Regions from separate parts of the Homo sapiens genome. Here region 2 is linked to region 1. The links are chromatin loops, found by intact Hi-C in ENCODE. Cell type or tissue: mesothelial cell of epicardium. All regions are shown on one strand. Links, peaks and the distances in the headings refer to the core of each region. The heading gives the core; the rest is flanking DNA.

Evidence for each region. Hi-C counts contacts between places; a loop is a spot of excess contacts. Peaks named below come from ENCODE experiments on the same cell type or tissue, not always from the same donor. Only the 100,000 strongest peaks of a DNase experiment are listed, where the experiment ranks them.
Region 2: it touches region 1 in a loop (14-fold over the local background); 1 of 110 quality-filtered maps calls a loop at or near these places.

The regions. Positions count from the first base shown.
Region 1 is chr7:44,397,491-44,402,862 of GRCh38, forward strand. The region is part of intron 4 of NUDCD3 (NudC domain containing 3); the gene reads right to left. Among named protein-coding and RNA genes, the nearest start is that of CAMK2B, 75 kb to the left of the region's middle. In mesothelial cell of epicardium, for the core only: no CTCF peak of the experiment used is centred there; a DNase peak (open chromatin) is centred at 2,531.
Region 2 is chr7:44,510,323-44,515,694 of GRCh38, forward strand. NPC1L1 (NPC1 like intracellular cholesterol transporter 1) reads right to left here. Exons shown (of 19, transcript NM_001101648.2): 19 at 2,213-3,327. The coding sequence ends at 3,125. It also overlaps the pseudogene RPL36AP27. Among named protein-coding and RNA genes, the nearest start is that of NUDCD3, 22 kb to the left of the region's middle. In mesothelial cell of epicardium, for the core only: no CTCF peak of the experiment used is centred there; no DNase peak of the experiment used is centred there.

The DNA of each region.
Region 1 (5,372 bases), core at 317-5,316:
TCTTAGCAGCTCTTCTAAGAGGTGTCTAGGGGCATCTCATCATGGTTTTGCCTTGCATTCCCCTAATGAATCATGACGTTAAGCTTCTCATGTGCTTATTAGCCTTCTCATTTTTTTTAACATTTTATTTGTAAAGAATTTTAAGCTTAAAGTTACTAGAATAAGTACAAAGACACCCATACAAGTGTTTAGCAGCTGTGTGTCTGTACACAGCTCTCTCACTCTATATGTATGCTGTATGTATAATATATAATAACATAGTATTTTCTCTGAATCATTTAAGAATAGGTTGCATTCATCTTGGCCCTTTGTCCTGAGTTATTTCCTAAGGACAAGGAAATAACTTATGATGATTTACGGAACAGGGTCCAGTCCAGAGTCCTTCCTGCATCTTGGGGGTCCTGTCCTCTTTAATCTAGGACATTTCCACAGCCTTTTTCCTCCCCTGACATCTCCTGATTAACTCATGTGTGCACACCCAGCTGGACACACATGTGTTCCACCTGCAGGCACACAACATCCACAGCCCTCAGTGGGTGGGGTGTTCACTCAGGTTACCTGGCCAAAGGGAGGTCTGACTTCTCCACTGTAGTTATTGACTTGCAAACTCTCCTCTCCAGAACCCCTGCATCCCTGCTCCACCCTGCCCCGCATAGCATCTGCCGGTCCCATCTGTCCCACGAAGGCTGGGAAATGCTGACTTTCTTGCCCTAGTCCCTCCACACTGACTGATGGCTTATGCATCTTATTGAAGCAAGCACCTTCTCTTCTGCAATGAAATTATCTATCTATTGCTGTCAGTACTGACCCCTGGATTCCTGGCCTCTCTGGTCTCTCAATGGCTTATAACTCATTACCATGCTTAATTATGTTGGTGTGAAACAATCCCAGACAAGGTTGGTGGAGGTTGCTTGACTTTGATGGTGCTCAATCATTTCCCTGGCACGTTCTCATTTTCCAGCATAACAAAATGCTCCAGGTTCCTCTTTTATCTACCCAGTCCCAGACCTCTAATCAGTCCATTTCTGAGGGACCCCAGACTGCAGGCTGAACAGTGTTCCCAAAATGTCCTCACAGAAACTTCCACCTCAACATGAATAAACTTACCTCAGCATCCCCCAATCTGCGCTGATGACTCACCAGCATTTATATCCCTTTCCTTCCTTAGTAACGGAACCTCATTTCTATTCAGGGAAGCAATGTGCCCAGCGAGGACGACTTTACTCCTCACAGCTGCCCGCGTGATCGAGACTGGGCCAATGAGACTTATGGGAATGTTGTGGGACGTTCCTTCCGGGAAGGCACCTCAGAGCGAGGGCAGATAACGGGGTGAGACGACAGCGTGGCAGAGGTCCAGGGCACCTGCTCAGCACCTGCTGCTGGGGGAATGTGGGCCACAATGGAGCAGATCTGGCTTCTCAGGACACACCACAAGTCAGCACTGTTATGAGCAATCTCCTGATTTTCAATGCTGTCAAATATTTTTTTAAGCTTGAAAATTAGAAACAAAATTAAGACACTGTATAGGCCAGATAGGACCCAGCTGTGGTCTGAGTGTGGCTGGAAGGCCCATGTATTCCAGGGATGGGGCCGACAAAGCAATGCCGAGCTGCGTTCCTTTCCTCTCCTCCAACCCCATGAAACGAGGGTGCCCAGCACCCTGTCCATGGTGCCACCAAGAGGCACCATTAGCCGGCTCTGCTCAGCACATTCCTTCCACTCACACTGGAACAGGTTTCCTTGGGCTACCGCCTTCTGTTAAATCTGTAAGCTTCAGCTCTTCCCTACTGGAACTGATGAAGGATTCTGATTTCCCCTGAAAAACGCTGAGGGCTCTCCCTAGAGACATCACTTGCACTGAAGGCTTAAGGGCTCACATTACATTCACATACTAATTTCCAGGCTCTGGGCTCTTGCCAAAATGCTAAGGTAATTTAATCTGTAGTTCCCACTCTGAGTTTATGAAGAAGTATGTTAAGTAATCCATGGGATGGCCTCAATGAGCCAGGAAAGTTGTGGGGACTCAGGAAAGTGGCTCGCCAATGAGGACAAGTAGACAATAAACCACCCATCTTCATTTTATCCTCACAATTGTTCTAAGAAGTGACACTGGAAGTATCTGGGTAAATTAGCAAAGATAAGTGAAGATGAAAAGCCCACTGTTGGTGGGGATGTGGGGATATAGGGCTAATGTCATCGGCGACACTCCAGAAACAACTCATCCACCAGGGAGAACCACAGCAACAGCTCAGAGGCTGCAGTTACACTAGAATTCCACTCTTGAGAAATAATCTAAATTGAGGGGAGGAGGTGGATACAGCTTGCACAAAAACACTCACAGGGTTCAAAAATCATAAACAAATATATTACGATGAGTTTTAAAGCCTGAGCTTCAAGGTCTAACTCCTCAAAGAATACTCCAGAGCAATTTCACTGATTTTAAATGACTTGTGTGCGCACCACGTCAATACATGAAGAAGTGTATATGGAACGGCATTCACCTCACATACAGCTACAACGACCATCTCAAGCATAGCCATGTCCAAGAGCCCCCGCAGCAGAGCAGCCACCCACGGCAGCATGGAGGACAGCCTGTCAGCTCCCCCGACTGCAGGAAGAAAGGAGGATGGTGCGCATGCCAACTGCCTAGCTTTGGGGACTGAACGAGCTATCGGAAAAAAGAGCTGGTGCCGTTGCCACGGCTGATTTTACATCTTCGTAACCAAGAAAGGAGCTTGCCTGAGTCAAGAAGTCTCATTTAACATTCTGAAGTGTGGGAGGGAGGGAGGGAGGCAAGAACTGTCATACGGTTTTAGCAGCCACCCCTGCCTGCCCTGGCTGGCTGATGTGGGATCCACGGCACAGGGAGGAGCAGGTTATGTGGAAGGCAGCTGGGAAGCGAAGGCCATGTCTGCACTGGGCTGCCAGGAGGTCAGAAGGTCAGAATATCTAACCAAGGAGCTGAGGGTGGTGGCAGCAGCGCAGCTCTGGACGCCATCCCTTTGCATCCTTCTCATCTCATGCAGCCTCACAGCAGTGCTGTGATGGGAGACCTGCACTGGTGTCTGGGGCTGCCCTAACAGGGAACAACAGACCAGGCGATACAAGGCAATACAAATTTATTATCTCCCAGCCCCATGGGCCAGAACTCTGAAATCAAGGTGTCAGTAGGGCCATGCTCCTGCAGAGACTCTAGGGGAGGATCCTTCCTGCCATTTCCAGCTTCTGGTGGCTCCAGGTGTTCCTGGGCTTGGTGGTTATATCATTCATCTCTGCCCTATCTTCTCATGGCCTTCTCTGTGTCTATCTCTGTCTTCTCCTGTTTCTTATAAAGACAGGTGTCACTGGATAATCCAGGGTGATTCCATCTTGAGAGATCCTTAACTTAATCATATCTACAAAGACCCTTTTCCCAAATAAGGCCACATTCACAGGATATCTCCAACCCTTTAGAGCAAAGCCCTCAACTCACTTTCTTTAGCCATTCCCAGTGCCTGCACAGGGTTGGGTACTTAATGATAAGAAACCAACAAACATTGGAGATCAACAAGACTACAGTGCTCAACCTTGTTTGAACGGTGAGAAATGGAAGTACAGCAAGGCTAAAGAGATGACCCAAAACCTGGCAGCTGCTTGACAGGGAGCTGCAACCCAAAGCCAGCCCCTCTGATTCACCTGCAGTCCCTCTCTGCATCCACACGCTCAAAGCAGTGTGCCAAGCTCCACACAGCAGACGTGATGCAGCAAGCGGGAGGCAAACAGGATCTTCGTGAATCAAAGCAATCGGCTCATTAATTCACAATATTATCTCAGATATGTAATCAGAGGAAACAATGTGGGCTTAAAAGGTCACACATAAATAAATAATTATATCAAGAAGACAACAAACGCCTTAGCTCCTGTAAACAGCAAAGTTTCTGTGATATACTCTGTGTTTACTGCAGTAGAGGCTACGTGGTCCAGAAAGAGGTGGAGGCAGGCAGAGCCCTGCACGGGAGCACTATGGGAAGAGTTTAAATGCTCTCCATAACTCCTCTTTATTCAGGTACTTGATTTCTCACAGGTGAAGGTGCATTAGGAACGCAATGCCATCTATTGATAATAAAGGCACTTTAAGGAACCATGGGAAAGAACTCATGCAGTGTTTCAATTGTAGAGGAATTTTTAGCAGAGAATATTTAGGAGCCGTGTTCACGGGCAGTGACAGGTGCCCCTCAGTCTGCAATGGTTCTGCTGAATTTCTACAAGCTCTTTGAGTAGCAGGTGTTTCATGAAAGCTAACTAAAAAAACTAAAGGCAGCCAGGGCACAAATGAAGCCTGGACTCAAGCAGAACACACAGGTGGAGACAGGCCTGCCGGGATTGTGCTATGGCCCCGGGGGCCCTGGCATGAAAGTTAAACATCCAGCTATCCTCTTAAGGCACAGCTCCCCCAACCTCCTGCCTGGTGGCTGCATCTCACACATTTACCTAACACAGGGAAGACTCTGAAACCCACAATGGGGACCCACACTCCTCCCTCATGTTCTGCTCCACAGAGCCTTTCAGCTGAAACGGAGCAATGCTTCCCAGCCCCGACAGGTCTGAGCCTTCTCCAGAGACTCCCGTTTCTCACAGCACTGGAAAAAGCCTTCTGGGACAAGGCAGGCATGGGTTTGAGGTCTAGCTCTACCCGCTTCGCAAGCTACTTACCTTCTCATAGCCTCAATGTCCCAATACGTAAAATAAGTTTGCAGAGAATTAAACAGATTGTAAGGCACCTCACAAAGAGCCTGGCCCAAAGACTGTGTTCATTGAATGGCGGCCATTATTAAAAGAAGTTAATGTTTTGGCCACTAGTCACATCCCTATTCCACTTGTATTATACATACAAGTGTACAAAACGCACACAAAAAAGAAACATGGCTTTGAAATATCCACGAAGAAGTTAGAGTTACTTCCGTCAACAAAACCCTTAAGAGTTGAGCTATGTATTAATAATCACATATTTATGCAAATAGTGTAAAGTAAAAGGAATCATTGGTACCCTGATTGTAATCCCAAAAGATTCCAAATACGGTGGCTATGGGCTCAGAGACCAGTGACTAAGGCTTTGGGCTTCTGCATGAAGTATCTAAAAAGTGCAACCGGACCACACACGGGGTTGCTCACCAAGAGCTCCTCGCTCAGAGGGAACCAACTTGAGAGCATCGTGACCTGCTCCATGATCTGCACTGAGTTCACCCAACGGAAGGCAGGAGAGTCAAGGCCAGTGTTTTAAGGCAGGGCTATCACGACCTCTCAGTCCATGGAGATGGCAACCCCAGGATCACGGGCTCACTAGTGTAATACAGGCGGCCAGGGCTGCACCTTCAGAGGGCAAGCTAGCCGGC
Region 2 (5,372 bases), core at 99-5,098, 110 kb after region 1:
CCTGTAATTCCAGGTACTTGGGAGGCTGAGGTAGGAGGATCCCTTGAGGCCAAGTATTCAAGACCAGCCTGGGCAACAAAGTGAGAACCCCATCTCTTAAACAGACAAAAATAAATACTAGAGATAAAAAGGGATATTTTTATAGTCATTTCAAACTATAAAAGTCTCAATTTATCAAGAAGGTTAAAACACCCTAAACTTGTATGCATCATACACACACACAGACACATACACACACACACACGGCTAAGATTTATTTTAGCTAGAATGTCTTGTTTCTAATGGGAAGGTTAGCCACATAACCCAGACCTCCCCCCTGCACTCCTTCCTCTCTTTGTATATTCTTTTTTTTTTTTTTTTTTGTTGAGACAGAAGCTCACTCTTTCACTCAGGCTGGAGTACAGTGGTGCCATCATAGCTCACTGCAGCCTCAAACTCGAGCTGAAACAATCCTCCCACCTCAGCCTTCCAAATAGCTAGCCTGGCTAACTTTTAAACTTTTTGTAGAGACAGTATCTCGCTATGTTGCCTAGGCTGGTCTTGAACTCCTGGCCTCAAGCAATTCTCCTGCCTCAGCCTCCCAAAGTGCTGGGATTACAGGCATGAGCCACCGTACCTGGACTCTCTTTGTATATTCTTTTTTTTTTTAAACATAAACTCAATATTTTATTGTCTTCATAATAAAACAAAAGATGACACTTAGAACTGGATCACTTGGCCCTTGCTCTTCTTACCTCCTCCCAGTTCAAAATGCTTGTATCTCTTAATAGCCAGCATTCTCTTAGATCTGCAGTTGGGCTTCATGCACTCAAAACTTAGCACAATCTTCTTTGTAGTTTTAGCCTTTTTCTGGAAAATTGGCTTAGTCTCCCCACCATAGCCCCTCTGCTTCCTGTCATAACATGGCTTTCCCTAGGCATACAGGGAAATGTGTCCTGTGTCACTCTGTGGGGCTGGTGCTTCCCACACTTCTTACAGAAAGTCCAGTGGGTTTTAGGAGTGTTCACCATGTTTGCAGGAGCACTATTGGCACTCTTTGTGTTTTCTTGATTTTATTTGCTGTTAAATATGTTGCAACTATTTTTCTGAGCTCATATGTGTCTTTCAACTTTCTTTAATTTTTTGTGTGTTTTCAGATGTTTTCCATTATTATATGGTCATACCTTAGTGTTTACCTTTATGGCTTCTGGACTTTGTGCTTAGGAAACTTTTCCCCCTCCAAGATTATAACATACTCTTCTGTGTTTCCTTCCGATAGTTGTATAGTTTCATTTTTGTGTTTAGTGCTTTAATCTGTCTGTACTTTTATTTTGTGTATTGTGTGAAGTATAGATATAACTTTATTTTGATCCAAATAATTTGCTCACTACTCTCACACCGTTTACTGAAGGATCTACCCTTTCCTCTGATTTGAAATGTCTGCTGTCAAAAGCTATTTTGTTCCTCAAATCTATCTGTTTATTCTGCACCTGTGGAGTTTTTAACAGGGTGAATTGTGCGATTTCTCCTCAGCCTCTATTCCCTCGTAGCTGTCCCTTCACCAAACCTCCTGTCCATCATGGTCAGCCAGCAACCCTCCCAAAGGTGGGCTAATGATGCTGGCACATGGGGCTCTTATGAGGACCCAAAAGTAGATAGTAGGCTCCAGAAACGCCAGCTCCTTTCCACCCCTTTTTGCTTGTCTTCCCTTTACATGCTGACAGTCCCTCTGAGCCTCAAAGCAACAGCAGCCCCTCAGCCAAACAAGGGCTGGACCCAGCATGGGGCAGAAAGACTCGAGGGGATCTGGAATGTTCCTTGACATTTCCACCCACTGCCCTGGCCTGGGGCCCTCCTGGGAGCTGGTTGTTTGTACGGTGGGTTCTTCCCTCCTTGAATGCACCGTGGTTCTCCTGTAGCTCCTCCAGGTGTTGCCTACTTCACAGTCTCTTCCAGAAAAGGAGGGGCTGCACATCCTACTCCTGACTGACTCTCAGGCTCTGTGCCCTCCCAGTTTGAAGAGAAATTACTCCCACTCCTCAAAGGCCCTTGTAAGGCATGAGCACACAATGGCCTGGCTACTTTCTTGAAAAGAGGGAGGAGAAATAGAACAAAACACAGACTAGTATCTCCACAAATCACTCTCCCACACATGTATTATTTGTGTCATTCACAAAAATTATCTTAAACCGAGAGGAGGAAGCCAGGGTAGGACATGTGACATAAAACACCATTTCTGCCAACAAATGTTTATTAAACACCTATGTGCACAGCACAGAGCCAGGATCTTCATCTCCACTGCAGTTCATGCTTCTGGAGAGCTGTCCAAAAGCTCGGGTTGGGCTGGTTTGAGGCCTGGGATCCAGGCCCGAGGTGAAGATGGGAGGACCAGCCCAGCCCCAAGAGCTCCCAGCCTTCAGACTCCTGGGTGGCCTTGACTGGCAGCAACAGCCTTAATAAGTATTGGAGCTGGAGACCAAACCCAACACCATTTTCCAGGAGGGGCTAATCCATGACCAAGGTGCTTATGAGAGCATCCTTCCTGGGCCTTATGAGAGCATCCTTCCTGGGCCCTTCTCTTGCCAGAAAAGGCCGTGGATGGCAGACCTGCAGGTGCGCCCTGGAGGGAGTGGCTGCCGACCGGCCTCCCACAGCGTTGGCTCTTGGCCTGAGCCTTTGCCTCTCTCTGGCCTCCTGTGATATCACACCCAGGGTAGTGGTCATTGTCTGTGTTCTCAGGGACACTGCTACGTGTTAAAGACTTACTGACACAGAATTAAGACTTTCGAGAGAGGAACTGAGAAGGGAAAAGTTGGATGAGAAGTGGGCTCCTAGGAAAGTGAGTGAGTGTGGGACAAACATGGAGTGTGTCTGTTCCTGCCAACTTCCAGACCCAGGCCCAGGAGGAGGCACTGCCCAAGGCCTAGGTGACTTGGAAACTGGGGACCCACTATGGGAGCAGAGGAGCCATCAGTGGTGCTGCCTGGATACCTCAAGAGCAGGCCATCCTCCAGTGACAGGCAGTCTCATGGGAATGGCCTCCCCTAGGATTTGAGGAGGGCGTGTGTCAAGGGGCAGTCACAAGGAAGATCCCCATAACCCTTTGGTTCAGGGCCATAGAGCCTAGACAGGGCCTCTGGCTGTATCAGAACTGCCGCCCATTGTTGGGCAAGAAGTTGCTGATGGCACCAGCACCTTTGATAGAACCTTCAAAGCTGTGGTTGACATAGATGTTGTCAGCTGTGGAGACTCGGGAGGGGTGATTTGGGCAAGAGGCCACCATGACTGCTGCCACCGCCTCCTCAGCCCGCTTCTGCTCCAGTGCCAGAGCCGGGTTAACGTCAGGCCCTGCGGAGAGACAGAGAACCACAGTCAGAGAGGTGGGCAGGGGACACAGGTGAGAAGCTATTCCTGGTTCTGTACAACAAACCCAGGGCAGGAAGGGTCCCAGGGGGGATCTGTGCCATGTGCCTTCCAGGGTCACTATGTTCACAGCCCAAGCTTCAGGGATGTCCTGGTCCCTCCATCCCCCAAGCATTTTGGGAACCTCCAAGGAATAGCCACCACCTGCAGCTCCAAGGCCCTGGATATCCTTTGTCCAAGCACACCCCACGACTGCTCCTCCTTGCCCCTCTCTTATGTCTCATCCACCACCCCCAGCGCACACACTCTACTCCTTCCAAGAGGGTCAGGGAGTCCCCACAAGAGACATGGTTAGGAACCACAGAGCTGTGTGGGCTCCAACCCCTACTACCTTTGACCAAGTCTGTAACCTGGGGCAGGTGTCTCAGTTCCCTCATCTGTAAAATGGGAAGGATAATAATACCTGCCTCGGGGGTAGTAAGAGAATTACAGACACATATGTTGATGCACAAACACACCCCTCTATAAATGTCCTCTAATAATATTATTACCATCTGGTGGGAGGTAAAATTGAACTCCTCCCAGCTTGCCCACCCTGAGAGCCAGAAACACCTTCATCCTGGGAGGCTCAATTTGAGCTTCCATGTGCCTCAGCCTCCCAAAGTGCTAGGATTACAAACATGAGCCACCACTCCTGGCCAGCATTTCAAAATATTAATGAGACCGGGTGCGGTGGCCCACGCCTGTAATCCCTGCACTTTGGGAGGCCAAGGCAGATGGATCACCTGAGGCCACAGGAGTTCGAGACCAGCCTGACCAACATGGTGAAACCTGTCTCCAATAAAAATACAAAAATTAGCCAGGTATGGTGGCATACACCGATATCCCAGCTACTCGAGAGGCTGAGACAGGAGAATCGCTTGAACCCAGGAGGCAGAGGTTGCAGTGAGCTGAGATTGCGCCACTGCACTCCAGCCTGGGCAACAGAGAGAGACTCTGTCTAAAAATAATAAAAATAAAAATAATTAAAATAATTAAAAACAAATTAATGATAGGGCTGGGCACAGTGGCTCACGCCTGTAATCCCAGCACTTTGGGAGGCCTTGGCGGTTGGATCACCTGAGGTCAGGAGTTCGAGACCAGCCTGCCCAACATGGTGAAACCCCGTCTCTACTAAAAATAAAAAATAAATAAATAAATTGGCCAGGCGTGGTGGTGCGCACCTGTAATCCCAGCTACTTGGGAGGCTAAAGCAGGAGAATGGCTTGAACTTGGGAGGCAGAGGTTGCAGGGAGCTGAGATCATACCACTGCACTCCAGCCTGGGCAACAGAGCGAGACTCCATCTCAAAAAATAAAAATAAAATAATGTAAAGTAAAATAAAATAAATAACAAATTTAAAGTAAAATAAAAGCCAAGCGCAGTGGCTCACACCTGTAATCCTAGCACTGTGGAAGGCCATGGTGGATCACTTGAGCTCAGGAGTTTGAGACCAGCCTGGGCAACATAGGGAGACCCCATCTCTACAAAAAATAAAAAATTAGCTGGGCATGGTGGTGTGCACCTGTGGTCCCAGCTACTCGGGAGGCTGAGGTGGGAGGATCACTTGAGCCTGGGAAGTCAAGGTGGCAGTGAGCTGTGATCATGCTACTGCACTCCAGCCTGGGTGTCAGAGCAAGACCCTGTCTCCAAAAAATATTAATAATAATAATAGAATGGAACCAGCAATATCAGAATGCTTCACATGTATAAAGGAAGTATTAATATTATTTAGTGAAGCATTTGTTTTAGGCAGGCATGTCTATGTGTGCCCGTGCATGTCACCTCTCTGTGTAAAATATATTTCTTGCTGAAGGGCATGCTTAAAAGTCCAACAGCAGTGCAGTGAAGATCCACAGTGTACAGGGCCACAGAAACGTTGTTTGAGACATACATAGCTGACAAAAAAAGATGTTCACAGCACATTAAATGAATAATAGTAGCTTCCAAGACAGAATTGCCACATGGTCATAGTCCTGGCTTCTGACATC